Linked DNA regions of Homo sapiens: region 1 is linked to region 2. A link is an interaction called in ENCODE POLR2A ChIA-PET data of the cell type or tissue named here. Cell type or tissue: Caco-2. All regions are shown on one strand.

What was found. ChIA-PET counts read pairs that join two places held together with the same protein. Peaks named below come from ENCODE experiments on the same cell type or tissue, not always from the same donor. Only the 100,000 strongest peaks of a DNase experiment are listed, where the experiment ranks them.
Region 1: POLR2A ChIA-PET joins it to region 2 with 5 read pairs; 1 of 35 experiments calls an interaction of 5 or more read pairs at or near these places.

The regions. Positions count from the first base shown.
Region 1 is chr10:71,637,363-71,639,862 of GRCh38, reverse strand. All of the region lies in intron 11 of CDH23 (cadherin related 23), which reads right to left. Among named protein-coding and RNA genes, the nearest start is that of C10orf105, 81 kb to the left of the region's middle. RefSeq lists enhancers at 42-979, 1,437-1,731. In Caco-2, no CTCF peak of the experiment used is centred here; DNase peaks (open chromatin) are centred at 892 and 1,482; H3K4me3 peaks cover 485 bases.
Region 2 is chr10:73,600,645-73,603,144 of GRCh38, reverse strand. It overlaps a transcript of USP54 not described here. Among named protein-coding and RNA genes, the nearest start is that of USP54, 11 kb to the right of the region's middle. In Caco-2, no CTCF peak of the experiment used is centred here; a DNase peak (open chromatin) is centred at 1,464.

The sequences.
Region 1 (2,500 bases), 2.0 Mb after region 2:
GATAGGGGTGTGTGTGAGAGAGAGATATTCCAGTTTGCTAAGTTGGTGCAAAACCCCTACTGATCGCAGTCCTGTGCTGCTGAGCCTTTTATGACAACAGCTTCCATTTGTGAAGCCCGGCTATGACACAGGCGTCACACACCTTAACCAGAATCCACACGATGGCCCAAAGACAGCGTCAGTCCACTCCTTTTCTTGGAGAAAGAAACTGGGGCCAGAGGGGGTAAGTGTTCAAGCCACACAGCAGCCAAGGAAGGCTTGGAACTCAAGTTTGCCCCCACCCCGCCTCGGAGTCAGAGCTCTTAACCATGCAGCTCTCCTGGCCTTCCCACTACAGAACGCTGCTCCAAGTGCGATGCCAGGAGCTGGCATAGTGAACCCCTCCCTGTGCCACACGTGGCAGAAGGAGGCCCACAAGCACCTCAGCTCAGGTCAGGGCACAAAGCCTGGACTGGTGGAGGGCACACCCACCTCCCTGCTCCTGCTAGGCCTCCTCCCTGCCCTTGTCCCACAGGGGGCTGGGGGACTGCCTTCATGGGGTGGAGATGCGGAGGAGGCTGGAGGGGCTCTTGGAGCTGCAGAGGGGCGATTTTGTTGGAAGGGAGATAAACAGAAACATCAAAAGGAGCCCTAGTGTGTGTGGAGAGGAGCCTGTGGATTAAATTCTCCTCCAGCTGAGAGAGGCGATGAGAAGGCTGATAGCGCCCACCGCGGGTCCCGGAGCCAGAGCCCAGCCACTACAGGCTGCGGAGCTGGCAGCTGCCCGCGGGGAGGCCGAGGTGACAGCTTAGCTTTATTTATTTCTTGGGAGGGGAAGGACACATGAAATCCCTCCTGGCTCCCTGCCGGTCCCTCCCCGTGTAGCTCCTGCACTTTGCTCCTAGGGCTGCAGCTTTCCCACCCCCACGAGGGCAGCGCCTTATCAGCCGGCTGCCAGGAGGGCTGCCCCGCAACTTCCCTAGACCTTGCCCCCTCCCTGCCTCCCATTCCTGGAAGTGGGGGGTAGCTTTGAGAAGGGTCAGATGAGCCACTGCTCCCTCCTAGTCTCTCTAAGGCTCCCAGAGCCAGCCGACCTGAGTCTGTCCCAGCAGACCCGGCTCCGTGTGCTGACCCAGCGTGGTTGTCCAGCTGTTTGTTGAGCTTACATGTTGGGCCCTCAACAGACATCAGCTCGTTAAATACTCCCTTGGGAGGGAGGGTCAAGGGTGATATTTCCGCTACTTAACCACCTGCATGCAGACCTTTCCCTGCCTCAGAGGGGTGGATTTCAGTCTAGGTCCTGCCTTTGGGTTGGGTGGCCTGACTTCTAAGCATGGCTTCCCTTGGTCATTCATTACCTGAGGGCTCTCAGCACTGGCGCATTCCGCTGCAGGTGGCCTGGGCCCCCAAAGGGAGGGAGGCCTGAGCCAGCCTCCAGGCTCCCTCCAGCACAACGAGGCCTGCAGATGCCTCCTTTGTCTCTCTGGCTCTTTGGCCCTCCCCATCCTGAGGCACTGCCCTGCTATTGGTGACACCAGCTTGCCTCTCCGGGATGTTTGTCTCTCTCTGCCATCAGTCAGGGTGGCCCCTGGGTTAGTGACCCAGGGGCGTGACGCAATGTTAAGAGAGCACAGTTCAACGTTGAGGAACAGGCTGGGTCACTTCCTAGCTGTGTGACTTTAGACAACTCACTTCCTCTCCTGAAGCCTCAATTTCCTCATCTGTGAAGTGGGGAGGGTAAGCACATCTCACAGAATTAAATGAAAACAGTATCATTTCTCTGCTCCCCCGTGTTTTGTAAGCATGTGAATTGTGTTTTCTTGCCTAAGCCAGGAAATTCCCTATGGCAGGGACCTTGTGTGTTCTTTTCTTTGTACCTCAAATGCTAGGGGACCGTCAACCAACCCTGTAAACTACAATGTGCCCTTGGAGGAGGTCTTAATTCCTTTTCATGGAAGAGGAAGGACCAGGGTCATGTGAAGGCAGGGTGGCCTCAGGAGCCACAGCAAGGACCAAGGCCACCTTTATGTTTGGGGTCGGGGGGTAGGGGGATGCTGGGGCAAGATAAAGGGCCAGGGCTCTTGTGAGGCACCCAGGGAGTTCTGGTTGGTGGGCTGGTGTGACACCCTCAGCCCAAGCTGGATCGGGGCTGGGAATCTGGAGTGCGGAGTGGGGCCCCCAGAGTCAGTGCTGCCCTCACCAAAACCAACCCTGTCCCCAACTCGGGTCTGCCAGGGAAGAGCCCCATGACCTGAGCTTCCAGGGTATAGAACCTTGGAAGCCACAACCTCTGGAGTTGAGCCTAGGCTCAGGCACTGCCTTTTACAGCTGTGTGATTTTTGCATACACAATTTTATATCCTTGAGCCTCAATTTCCTCATCTGTAAAATGGGAAGAATGCAGCCTATTTGATAGGGCTACTGTGGGTGAGCTGCCAAATCTTGGTCAAGCATCTGGGACGGAATAAGTGTTCAATAGAGGAGAGCTATTATTATTGTTCTAGGAGTAGTGGGGGTAGGAG
Region 2 (2,500 bases):
GACATAGTTTATACTCCTTAGACAGCCTGTTAGCGTATTAGAAGCTTGTGATGACTGAAGTAAAAATACTGCAAAGGTCCTGGGGAAGGCTAATTAGGGTGGGATGAGTTCTTTCTTAGATTTTTGTGATGCTGTTTTCAAAAGCCCAGTTCAGCACCCTATCAGAGATACTTGCACATAATAGGTGTATAGAAATGTTTGTTGAATAACTATTTGGAACCCATGTACTTCTGATTGAAGATATTTTGTACCACTATTATACTATTTTTTTTTTTTTTTTTTTTTTTTTGAGACAGAGTCTTGCTCTGTCGCCCAGGCTGGAGTGCAGTGGTGCGATCTCAGCTCACTGCAACCTCCACCTCCTGAGTTCAAGCAGTTCTCCTGTCTCAGTCTCCCAAGTAGCTGGGACTACAGGCGCACACCACCACGCCTGGCTAATTTTTGTATTTTTATTAGAGACAGGTTTTCACCTTGGTCAGGCTGGCCTTGAACTCCTGACCTCAGGTGATCCACCCGCCTTGGCCTCCCAAAGTTCTGGGATTATAGGCATGAGCCACAGTGCCTGGCCACTATTATACTATTTTTTTTTTTTGAATCAGAGTCTTGCTCTGTTACCCAGGCTGGAGTGCAGTAGCATGATCTCAGCTTACTGCAAGCTCTGCCTCCTGGGTTCACGCCATTCTCCTGCCTCAGCCTCCTGAGTAGCTGGGACTACAGATGCCCGCCACCACGCCCGGCTAATTTTTTTATAATTTTAGTAGAGATGGGGTTTCACAGTGTTAGCCAGAATGGTCTTGATCTCCTGACCTCGTGATCTGCCCACCTCGGCCTCCCAAAGTGCTGGGATTACAGGCATGAGCCACCGTGCCCGGCTATTATACTATTTTTTCATGAAGTGAAGTTTACATATCTCTGTATTAGGATTACTGTATACTTTACCAATAAATAGACTGCTATGGCAGAATAAAGGTTTTCTTAGAGGTAGTAAAACTGAGGGCAAACCTGAGTTGGGAACATTTTAGCTCTAAATACATACAGTACATTTAGCTGCCTTGGCTAATTTAACTTTTAGACAGGGCAAATGGAATAAGGCAGATGTTGAGGTGCTACATTGTTGGTTCAGAAAAATGGTTGTGAGTTTTGAAAGAAGGCATGATTCTGGTAAGATCTGACTGTGGGCAAGGGGCTGTTGAAACAAACAGTGCAGTGTTTCCAGGGCAGTGGTGAAGGACTTGACCTCCGTTGTAGCTGAAAATGAAGTCCTTCTCTAACAAAGCCATAGTAGCAGCAGCAGCAGCTGTTGCCACTGCCACCTGCGTTCAGTGGCTGTGTGAGGTGGCTAGACCAGGAAATGATTCCATGGCACTAGGCATGTATAAGGAAAGACTTACTTTGGCTCTGGCAAAGTGGTTGTACAGGTTGTGGGTGTCACTTTAAACATACAAAGATCTGCTTGCTGGAGGAGGGGCAGCTTCTTGAGGATCAGGTGTGCATCTGAAAGGGATGAGCTCATCCTTCTAACCAGACCTGCTCTAGACGCTGACTGAATGTTTTCCTAGTTCCAAGTCCTGCAGCTGGGAGAAGCAGGAAATGATTGACACTTCAGGCACTTGGTGAGTAGCAAAAAGGAAAAAAAAAAAAGGCATTTTTGGGGAAGCTTTTGAAATGTGTGTGTGAGTATCAGGTTGAAGGTGACATACACATTCAGTCTTTCTCTAAGTTGAGGATTGCAGTAAAGTGTATGGTGGTATTGAGGAAAGCAAAGCTTAGGTGGTTCTAACTTTATTCTACTGCTTCTTTTTGAGGTGACTTTCCATGACTTAACAATTTTGTTTCCTACACTGTCTTGACTGGTTTCATTTCTCTAGGAAATAAGAATCCCAGGAGCTCCTTTTTTATTTTCAAGGATCTTCATGACTTGTTTTGGAGCTTTTATTGATGGAACTTACCCCACATTAGAAGACTTCTGTGTTGGATTTCAGAGCTCCTATACATGATCCTGTTTTGTTTTAATTTACCCAAACTTTCCTATTCACTTTAAGTAAGGTTCTTAAACATGAAATTGGTTTAGAAAAGAAATATCATTTATTATTTATTTGTAACCTTTATTTTAGGTTCCAGGGTACATGCGCAGGTTTGCTATATAGGTAAACTGCATGTTACAGGGGTTTGATGTACAAATTATTTCATCATCCAGGTAATAAGCATAGTACCTGATAGGTAGTTTTTTGAGATAGAGTTTCACTCTTGTCACCCAGGCTGGAGTGCAGTGGCGCGATCCCGGCTCACTGCAACCTCCGCCCCCCGGGTTCAAGCGATTCTCCTGCCTCGGCCTCCTGAGTAGCTGGGATTACAGGTGACCGCCACCACACCCAGCTAATTTTTGTATTTTTGGTAGAGATGGGGTTTCACCATGTTGGCCAGGCTGGTCTCGAACTCTTAACCTCAGGTGATCCGCCTGCCTCAGCCTCCCGAAGTGCTGGCATTATAGGCGCGAGCC